2 separate regions of the Homo sapiens genome follow, and region 1 is linked to region 2. Evidence: read pairs that join two places in POLR2A ChIA-PET (ENCODE). Cell type or tissue: A673. All regions are shown on one strand. Links, peaks and the distances in the headings refer to the core of each region. The heading gives the core; the rest is flanking DNA. Region 1 overlaps RHPN2 (rhophilin Rho GTPase binding protein 2). Region 2 overlaps RHPN2 (rhophilin Rho GTPase binding protein 2).

Evidence for each region. Peaks named below come from ENCODE experiments on the same cell type or tissue, not always from the same donor. Only the 100,000 strongest peaks of a DNase experiment are listed, where the experiment ranks them.
Region 1: POLR2A ChIA-PET joins it to region 2 with 10 read pairs; 8 of 35 experiments call an interaction of 5 or more read pairs at or near these places.

What each region holds. Positions count from the first base shown.
Region 1 is chr19:33,003,112-33,008,482 of GRCh38, forward strand. RHPN2 (rhophilin Rho GTPase binding protein 2) reads right to left here. Exons shown (of 15, transcript NM_033103.5): 7 at 4,903-5,069. Among named protein-coding and RNA genes, the nearest start is that of FAAP24, 34 kb to the left of the region's middle. In A673, for the core only: no CTCF peak of the experiment used is centred there; a DNase peak (open chromatin) is centred at 2,550.
Region 2 is chr19:33,052,304-33,057,674 of GRCh38, forward strand. All of the region lies in intron 1 of RHPN2 (rhophilin Rho GTPase binding protein 2), which reads right to left. Among named protein-coding and RNA genes, the nearest start is that of RHPN2, 9.9 kb to the right of the region's middle. RefSeq lists enhancers at 2,544-3,044, 4,178-4,701, 4,702-5,225. In A673, for the core only: no CTCF peak of the experiment used is centred there; no DNase peak of the experiment used is centred there; H3K27ac peaks cover 351 bases.

The sequences.
Region 1 (5,371 bases), core at 280-5,279, 49 kb before region 2:
ACTTTGGGAGGCCGAAGTGAGCAGATCACTTGTATCAGGAATTCAAGACCAGCGTGGGCAACGTGGTGAAACCCTGTCTCTACAAAAAATACAAAAATTAGCCGGGTGTGATGGTGTGCGACTATAGTCTCAGCTCCTCTGGAGGCTGAGGCAGGAGGATTGCTTGAGCCCAGGAGGCAGAGGTTGCAGTGAGCTGAGATCTCACTACTGCACTCCAGCCTGGGTGACAGAGCAAGACTCTGTCTCAAAAAAAAAAAAAAAAAAAAAAAAAGGAAAAGACAGGAGAAAAAAAAAAGAACCGGTGTCCTACAACATATTAAAAAATTTGATTCTCAATTATATGGTCCAGCAATTCCACTCCTATGATATATATCCCCAAACAATTGAAAGTGGGGGCTTAAATGACACTTGAACACCCGTGTTAATAGCAACATTATTCACAAGAGCTGAAAAGTGGAAACCACCCAGACGTCCATGAGCAGATGAATGATTAAACACAATGTGGCCTATCCATACAACAGAATATTTTTCAGCCTTAAAAAGGAATGAAATTCTGACACATGGTACAGTGTAAATAAGGACATTATGCTAAGTGAAACAAGCCAGTCACAAAAGGACCAATATTGTAGGATTCCATTTAGATAAGGTACCCGGAATAGTCAAATTCACAGAAATAGAAAGGAGAATAGAGGTTAGCTGGGGCTGGAAAAGCGGGCAATGGGAAGTTATTGTTTAACTGAGTACAGAGCTTTGCTTTGGATGATGAAAAAGTTCCGGAGATAGCTGGGCACAGGGGCTGCTGCCTGTAATCCCAGCTATAAAGGAGGCTGAGGTGGGAGGGTTGCTTGACATTAAGAGTTCAAGACCAGCCTGGGCAACGTACTGAGACCCCTGTCTCTTAAAAAATATATACTTTTTAAAAATGTATTTATTTTATTTATTTTTGAGACAAGATCACACTCTGTTGCCCAGACTGGAGTGCGGTGGCACAATCATGGCTCACTGCAGCCTCAAACTCCTGGGCTCAAGCGGTCCTCCCACCTCAGTCTCCTGAAGAGCTGGGACTACAGCCATGTGCCACCCTACACCAAGCTAATTTTAAAATTTTTTGTACAGATGGGGTGTCCCTATGTTGCTCAGACTGGTCTCCACTCTTGGATTCAAGTGATCCTCCTGACTCAGCCTCCCAAAGTGCTGAGATTACAGGTGTGAGCCACCTTGCCTAACCAACAAAAAAAGTTTTTAACTTCTGGAGATGTTTAGTGGTAATGGCTGCACAACACTATGAATGTACAAATGCACTTAATGCCATTGAACTGCACACTTAAAAATGGTTAAAATGTGCTTCTGGTTGGCAGGATAATTTTAAAATTTTTAAAATTTAAGATAATAATTAAAATGGTAATTTTATGTTCTGTGTTATTTTACTATAATAAAAAAACTGGTTAAAATAGTACATTTTAAGTTATATATGTATATTTTAACACTATTTATTTATTTATTTATAAATAAACACCCAGGCTGGAGTGCAGTGGTGTGATTTCAGTTCACTGCAACCTCTGCCTCCCAGGTTCAAGCGATCCTCCTGCCTCAGCCTCCCAAGTAGCAGGGATTACAGGTGTCCACCACCACACCCAGCTAATTTTTGTATTTTTAGTACAGACGGGGTTTCACCATGTTGGCCAGGCTGGTCTCGAACTCCTGACCTCAGGTGATCTGCCTGCCTCGGCCACTGAAAGTGCTGGGATAACAGGCGTGAGCCACCCCACCCAGCCTTTTAACCCAATTTTTAAAAATTGGATTACCTTCCAAAACACATCTCTATTGAGTAAAGAAACCAGCCTGCTCCCCACAACTCCTGTGTCACCTGGGACAAAATTCCATCACGACAGGTATGGAGATGCAAGCAGACGGCAGGCAGAAGGACTAAGGGGCTCACAGGGGACCAGGCTCACACATAAGATCTGAGTCATTCAGCAGTCCAGGGCTTTTCCCCTGGACCTCAAGAAAGATCTATTCTGGCCAGGCGTGGTGGCTCATGCCTCTAATCCCAGCACTTTGGGAGGCCGAGGTGGGCGGATCACCTGAGGTCAGGAGTTCAAGACCAGCCTGGCCAACATGGCAAAAGCCCATCTCTACCAAAAATACAAAATTAGCCAGGTGTGGTGGTGCACGCCTATAATCCCAGCTACTCCGGAGGCTGAGGCAGGAGAATCACTTGAACCCGGGAAGCAGAGGCTGCAGTGAGCCGAGATCTCGCCACTGCACTCCAGCCTGGGCGACAGAGTGAGATTCTGTCTCAAAAAAAAAAAAAAAAAAAAAAAAATCTCAATCCGTCTGCTCCAATGGAAATTTTCATGCTGCAGCCTTCCTCTGACTTCTTTGTAGTTTAGAAAATTAACTGTCCAAAGCGCTAACTGACAATCAATCTGGAACTGAAATAGAATCTCTCATATGAATCCCATCCAACTGGTTCCTCTGGTTTTGTTGCTGAGCAAAAAAAAAAAAAAAAAAGCCCTGCCCTGCGGAGGGATGGCACCTGCTGTTTTGAGCTGCGAGCTCCATGGGGGTTCCCTCACACTCCCCACTGTTCTCCTACTTGCTTCATTTCGTCTATAGTTTGTCTCCATTGATATAATCTCAGAGACAGGACACAGAGTGCCTGCCTAAGATTCCTCAGAAAGATGAGTCCAGAAAAAAGATTTACAGCAAAAGAAATCAACTCATACTTGGAATCTTAGCATATCGCTTCATCCCGATAGACCAATCTTTTATTTTTTTAATTAATTAATTATTTTTTGGGACAGGGTCTTGCTCTGTCGCCCAAGCTGGAGTGCAATGGCGCGATCTTGGCTTACCACAACCTCGGCTGATCCTTCTGTCTCAGCCTCCCAAGTAGCTGAGACTACAGGCATGCACCACCAGGCCCAGCTAACTTTTGTACTTTTTGTAGAGATGGAGTTTCGCCTTGTTGCCCAGACTGATCTCAAATTCCTGGGCTCCAGCAATCCACCCACCTCAGCCTCCTAAAGTGCTGGGATTACAGGCATGAGCCACCATGCCCAGCCTATTTCATTAATTTAAAAAAAAAAAATTCTTTTTAGGGATGGAGTCTTACTCTGTCACCCAGGCTAGAGTACAGTGGTGCAATCATAGCTCACTGCAGCCTCAAACTCCTGGGCTTAAGTGATCTTCCCGTCTTAGCCACTGGAGTAGCTGGAACTACGGGCATACACCACCACGCCTGGCTAATTTTTAAATATTTTGTAGAGATGGGGTCCTCCTGTGTGGCCCAGGCTGGTAGGACCAATCATTATAACATCAGAAATTTCACGATGAGTCAAAGTGGCAAAGCTATGGTTCTTCACAAGCTTGCAGGGCAAAGTGATATCAAACAATGATCCACACGGGTGGAAGGGGATCACACCCCAAAGCAGAATGTCGATGATCAGCCCAGAAGGCAACACGCTATAGAGCTAGCGTGGGGAACACACTGTGGTCTACACTGTGCCCTGCTCTTGCATCCATCCCCACGTGGAGTCTGACCCAGACACAGCCCTGCTATGGGGGAGCAAGGCAGAACCCGCAGGCACAGGTGAGCCAAGCCAGGCTCACCCACAGCGCTGGGTCTGTTGACCCCAGTCCTCTATAGGTGTAAGCACTAGGCTGCTTTTCTCCTCAACACCGCACCTCATTCTCATACTAAGATTACCTGAGGTCAGGAGTTTGAGACCAGCCTGGCCAACATGGCAAAACCTCATCTCTACTAAAAATACAAAAATTAGCCAGGCATGGTGGCAGGCGCCTGTAATCCCAGCTACTTGGGAGGCTGAGGCAGAAGAATTACTTGAACCCAGTAGGCAGACGTCGTAGTGAGCAGAGATTGTGCCACTGCACTCCAGCCTGGGTGACAAGAGCAAGACTCTATCTCAAAATAAACAAATAAATAAAATAAAATAACAAAAGACAGTTCCCAGAAGAAGGGAACTGAGCTATGAGACATCCTTTGAATGCATCACTTGACAAAGGGTTGAGAACACCCACCTCATGCTGGAGAAGTTGGCAGAATGCAGGTGATATAAAGGCATGGAGGGGCAGGGTGCGGTGGCTCATGCCTGTAATCCCAGCATTCTGGGAGGCTGAGGCAGGCGGAACACCTGAGGTCAGGAGTTCGAGACCAGCCTGGCCAGCATGGCGAAACCCCATTTCTACTAAAAATACAAAAATTAGCCAGGTGTGGTGGCGGGTGCCTGTAATCCCAGCTACTCAGGAGGCTGAGGCAGGAGAATTGCTTGAAACCAGGAGGTGGAGGTTGCAGTGAGCCGAGACCATGCCACTGCGCTCCAGCCTGTGCAACAAGAGCAAAACTCCATCTCATAAATAAATAAATAAATAAATAAATAAATAAATAAATAAAGGCACGGAGAGTAATACGCACTGATAAGGTACACCTAATACAAGAAAAAGAAGCCTACAGTTTCACTATTTGGGAAAAGTTATTCTGCTCTTCATGACAGTGTTGAAAGAAACAGTTATGCACTGCCATCCCAGGGGCCACTTGTCTGGAAAAGATCGTCAGCCACAGGATTCACCATGTACATCAGCCATCCCAGACTGAGGTCTGAACCACCGAGCAAGTTTTTTTTTTTTTTTTTGAGATGCAGTCTGGCCTCGATCTCCTGACCTTGTGATCCACCCGCTTTGGCCTCCCGAAGTGCTGGGATTACAGGCGTGAGCCACCGCGCCCGGCCGGAGCAAGTTTCTTAATGGGAAGTTACACCAGAGCTGGAGACTGGTCTGGCCCTTGCGAGGGATGACCTGTAGATTCTCTTCAGTGGGGGGTCCCCTGGTGCCACCGGGTGGGGCCAAGGCTCCGTCTGGTCAGCCCTGGAGGAGACATACCTGCGGCTCTCTGAAAGGCATCTATGGCACTCTCCAGCCCAGCCTGCGTCTGCCGATCACACCGGGTCCCAATCTGGGTGTAGAGGGCCCCAGTGTTGAACAGGACACTGGCCTTCTCCAGCAGCAGGTTCTGCTGGCTGACCGGAACCCCGGTGAGAGAGTCATACCTATGTGAAAGAAATGCATTCCGAGAATACAGATTACTTGGCTAGTTAATGCTACAAGTGGAAAAAATTCTTTTTTTTTTTTTTTTTAAGAGTCAATATCTCACTCTGTTGCCCAGGCTGGAGTGCAGTGGTGTGATCATAGCTTACTGCAGCCTTCAACTTTAGGGCTCAGTTGATCCTCCCACCTCAGCCTCATGAGAATAGCTGGCATTACTGGTGCATGCCACCATACCTGCCTTTTTTTTTTTTTTTAATTTTTGTAGAGATGGGGTCTATGTTACCCAAACTGCTGTCAAACTCCT
Region 2 (5,371 bases), core at 130-5,129:
AAAGCTCACACATGCAGAGGTGTTTCCAGCAAATTTAGGGCAATGTGCAAGCTTGGGATCTAAAGGTTCAGGCGTAAAACTAAGTGAGAGATGACACGGTAGGGCTGGGCCAGCTCCCAGCCAGAGAGACCTTCCCACGGGATACAGGAAGGCAGGTGTTTTTAGCTGCTTCTCCAGCAAAGATTATTTTCTCTGCCTTTCTCACTCCTTCCTGGTTACGCAATCCCTCACTCAACCACCAAACTCTGGAAAACAGAATTGCTTGTTTATAAGTCAGCCAGAGCAATCAATGAGAAAGCACAGAAAATAGCATGCAGTACACTGCAATACACACATACATCTAATTTAACTTTTCACCACACTGGAGATTCAGGGCAGGCTGGGTGGAAAGAATCTAGCTTGTCCATGTCCATAAAAATAAAAACATGAATTCAGTACTTGTCAACAGCCCTCCTGCCCTTCCAGGATCTCTGCCAGGTGTCAGGGCTGGAGGTGAGGGCCCAGCCGCCTCCCCCGGGAATCCCAATCCATTCACACAGGGGTGGAGGGGGGCTCGATATGAGTCAACACAGCCATAATCTTTAGTTACGAGCTCCCTTCAGTCTCTTCCAGAAATCTCTATAAACCCCTACTGTGTGCCAATCACAGTTATTTTTCAATATGCTGAATAACTTTTTTTTTTTTTTGAGACGAAGTCTTGCTCTGTTGCCCAGGCTGGAGTGCAGTGGTGTGATCTCGGCTCACTGCAACCTCCACCTCCCGGGTTCAAGCGATTCTCCTGTTTCAGCCTCCTGAGTAGCTGGGATTACAGGAATGTGCCAACACACCTGGCTAATTTTTGTTTTGTTTTGTTTTGTTTTGTTTTAGTAGAGACGAGGTTTCACCATGTTGGCCAGGCTGCTCTCAAACTCCTGGCCTCAAGTGATCCACCCACCTCAGCCTCCCAAAGTGTTAGGATTACAGGTGTGAGCCACTGCGCCCAGCCTTGAATAACTAGGCTTTTACTGTGCCTCCCACCACATCAAATCGTGAACATTTCCATGAATCAACTGTATTTCCAGACCAATGATCTGCTTATTTCAACTGGTAGGACACACTCAACAACAGTTTTAACAGTTTTGCTTTTTTTTTTTTTTTTGAGATGGAGTCTCGCTCTCTTGCCCAGGCTGGAGTGCAGTGGTGCGATCTTGGCTCACTACAACCTCTGCCTCCTAGGTTCAAGCGATTCTCCTGCCTCAGCCTCCAGAGTAGCTGGGATTACAGGCGCACACCACCATGCCTGGCTAATTTTTGTATTTTTAGTAGAGATGGGGTTTCACCATGTTGGTCAGGCTAGTCTTGAACTCCTGACCTCGTGATCCACCTGCCTTGGCCTCCAAAGTGCTGGGATTACAGGCGTGAGCCACTGTACCTGGACACCCAGCTAATTTTTGTATTTTTTACTAGAGACGTGGTTTCACCATGTTGGCCAGGTTGGTCTTGAACTCCTAAGACCTCAGGTGATCCACCTGCCTCAGCCTCCCAAAGTGCTGGGATTACAGGTGTGAGCCACCGCGCCCAGTCTCTTGTTTTTGAGACAGGATCTCACTCTCTTGCCCAGGCTGGACTGCAGTGGCGTGATCTCCATTCACTGCAGCCTCAATATCCTGGGGCTCAAGCAATCCTCCCACCTCAGCCTCCCGAGAAGCTGGGACTACAGGTCCACACCACCACACTTGGCTAATTTTATTGTATTTTTTGTAGAGACAGAGTTTTGTCGATGCAGCCCAGGCTGGTCTTGAACTCCTGAGCTCATGTGATCTGTCCACCGTGGCCTCCTAAAGTGCTGGGATCATAGGTGTGAGCCACTACATCCAGCCTTGTTTTTTTACCACCTGCCCTTTTTTCTTCTTTGTTTTTTTTTTTTTTTTTTGAGACAGAATCTTGCTCTGTCACCCAGCAGGCCGGAGTGCAGTGGCACAATCTCAGCTGACTGCAACCCCCACCTCCGAGGTTCAAGCGATTCTCCTGCCTCAGCCTCCCGAGTAGCTGGGATTACAGGCACGCAGCACCACACCCGACTAATTTTGCATTTTTAGTAGGAACAGGGTTTCACCATGTTGTCCAGGCTGGTCTCGAACTCCTGACCTCAAATGATCCTCCTGCCTCGGACTCCCAAAGTGCTGGGATCACAGGTGTGAGCCACTGTGCTGGTCCCCTTTTCTCTTGTTACAATCAAATGGAAACCTGGCCATAGGGAACTCCGAGGGTCTGAATGGGCAGCCCTGAGGGACTCACATCATTCACCGTGGTGTCTCCGTCCCTGGTGCTCCAAGTGGGGAACCTTGTCCTCACTTGGCACCCATTACTGCTGCTCTGCCAGACACCCAGCCTCTGGCTGAGCGGTACCTGCAGTTCGACTGTGTCCTATGGCTACCTCCAATGCAGCCTTTGTGTCACGGGACGCTGGTACCTGAGCCAAAGGAGGAAGTGTTGATCAGGCTAAAGCCAACGCCCAGTAGCATCAGGTGGTGTCGTGGCAACCATCCAAATGGCCCCAGGAAACAAGGGACATTTACAGTGTTATAGTTCATCACGTTGTCTCTCCTCTGAGTCACCCTGAAAATTCTGTTTCTGCCAGGGGATACCTCCCAGCCAGGATCCCACAGTTGAAGACTGTTGGTCAGGCAGACCCTCGGGGCTGATGGTGGATACCATGCAGCTGGGCAGACCCTCCCCTCTCCAAGGCCACAGTCAGCCTGGATCCAGCCTGGCCTTTAAGATCTGGCTTAGGGCTGGGTGCAGTGATTCACACCTGTAATAGCCCACCACTGAGATGGGAGGATTGCTTGAGGCCAGGAGTTGAAGACCAGCCTAGGCAACACAGTAAGACCCCATCTCTACAAAAAATAAAAATAAAAATCAGCCAGGTGTGGCAATTTTTAATCACATCTCTAGTCCCAGCTAGTTGGGAGGCTGAGGCAGGAGGATCACTTGAGCCCAGGAGGTCAAGGCTACAGTGAGCTACAACGGTGCCACTGCACTCCAGCCTGGGTGACACAGCCAGATTCTGTCATCTTTAAAAAAAAAAAAAGCTGTTTTAGACCATCATGGGGAATCAGGAGTGGGGTCAGCATCACCAACCTTTACTCTCCTCTGCCTCCCTCCCTCTCCACCTGGGAATTGACTCAAGGGTCCAAGGGGATGGATCTAAACAGCCGGAGGGGTAGTATCAGTACCAATAGAGCTGGAGCTGCTGATCCCACATGACCCACGCTGTTCCTGGTGGACTCAGCCCATCAGAAGGCTTCCTCATCCACACAAGCGTTCATAAAAGATGCACACAAGTGTCTAACACGAAATTAGCCCTCACTAAGATGAATGCTGCTCATTCATCAAAGAGTAGATCCCTGCTCCTTGCAGAGAGAAGACTGCAAGGAGCTTCTGGGTTAAAAAAAAAAAAAAACAACAACAAACAAAAATTCTCCTTCCTTCTCTGCCGGAGCCTCCAGGAAGCCCAGAGTCAACAGGGACCATAAACCAGGACACAATGAACCCGGAGGCCCTGTCCAGGCTGGAGGTTTCTGTGAACAAGAAACAACTTCTCCTACAGCTCTTGAGTAAAAACAATGGAGCTAAATTCATTTTGGGGCATTAGCATTCCCAAAGGATGAAGAGGCAGAGATAAGAAGTGACAATGCCTCACTGTGTACTCACTCTCCTCTTCCACATAGTGCCAAGACCTTTCATTTTGGGCCTTTCAATGGCCCTGGGGAAAGGCTTTCTCTAGTTTGTTTCCAGCTGCTTTTCTTTTCTTTTTTTTTTCTTTTTTCCTTTTTTTTTTTTTGAGACGGAGTTTTTTGCTCGTTGCCCTGGCTGGAGTGCAATGGCGTGATCTCAGCTCACTGCAACCTCTGCCTCTCAGGTTCAAGCCATTCTCCTGCCTCAGCCTCCCGAGTAGCTGGGATTACAGGCATGCACCACCACACCCAGCTAATTTTGTATTTTCAGTAGAGACGGGGTTTCTCCATGTTGGTCAGGCTGGTCTCGAACTCCCAACCTCAGGTGATCCACCCACCTCAGCTTCCCAAAGTGCTGGGATTACAGGCATGAGCCACCACCCCCGGCCTTCCAGCTGCTTTTCTTCATGGCCACAACAGATTTTCCTGTGAGTTTTAGTACTGTGGGGTACAGGGGCAGTTGCAGAAAAGGAATCTCTATCAGGATGCAGCATTCTAGAAAATTACATTACTCTGCATTTAACTACAGGCCAGAGAACAATAATTCTTCCAAGATTTTCAGTAGGAAGAGCATAAAAATCTGGGGAAAAGAAGTTGCATTTCCACTTCTTGAGAAATTATAGTAATATAAGTTGAGAAAGTAATTTATAATAATCTTATAGAGCTGTACCTCTGTTTAAACACAGTAACATAATGAGAAAGAAAAAATATAGTGAGAAGCCAGGGAAAGCTGGGTGCGGTGGCTCATGCCTGTAATCCGAGCACTGTGGAAGGCTGAGGCTTGGGCCCAAAGAGTTCGAGACCAGGCCGGGCGCAGTGGCTCACGCCTGTAATCCCAGCACTTTGGGAAGCCGAGGCGGGCAGATCACAAGGTCATGAGATTGAGACCATCCTGGCTAACATGGTGAAACCCCATCTCTAATAAAAATACAAAAAAAAAAAAAAAAATTAGCCGGACATGGTGGCGGTCGCCTGTAGTCCCAGCTACTCAGGAGGCTGAGGTAGGAGAATGGCGTGGACCCGGGAGGTGGAGCTTGCAGTGAGCCGAGATGGTGCCACTGCACTCCAGCCTGGGCAACAGAGCCAGACTCTGTCTCAAAAAAAAAAAAAAAAAGAGTTCGAGGCCAGCCCAGGCAACACAGTGAGACCGTCTCTACAAAAAATTTAAAAATTAGCCAGGCTTTGTGGCTCATGCCTGTTGTCCCAGCTACTCAGGAGGCTGAGACAGGAGGATCACTGGAGCCAGGGAGGTTGAGGCTGCAGTGAGCTATGATCATGCCACTGCACTCCAGCCTGGATGACACAGCAACACCCTGTCAAAAAAGAAAGAAAAGACAAGAAAAGAAAAGAAAAAAGTGAGAGACATGATTTTATAATAGACCTGAGGCTGGGCATGATGGCTCACGCCTGTAATCCCAGCACTTTGGGAGGTCAAGGCAGGCAGATCACCTGAGGTCTGGAGTTCGAGACCAACATGGAGAAACTTTGTCTCTACTAAAAATACAAAATTAGCCGGGCATGATGGCACATGCCTGTAATCCCAGCTACTCAGGAGCCTGAGGCACATCACTTGAACCCAGGAGGCAGAGGCTGTGGTGAGCCAAGACCGTGCCACTGCACTCCTGCCTGGGTGACAGAGCGAAACTCCATCT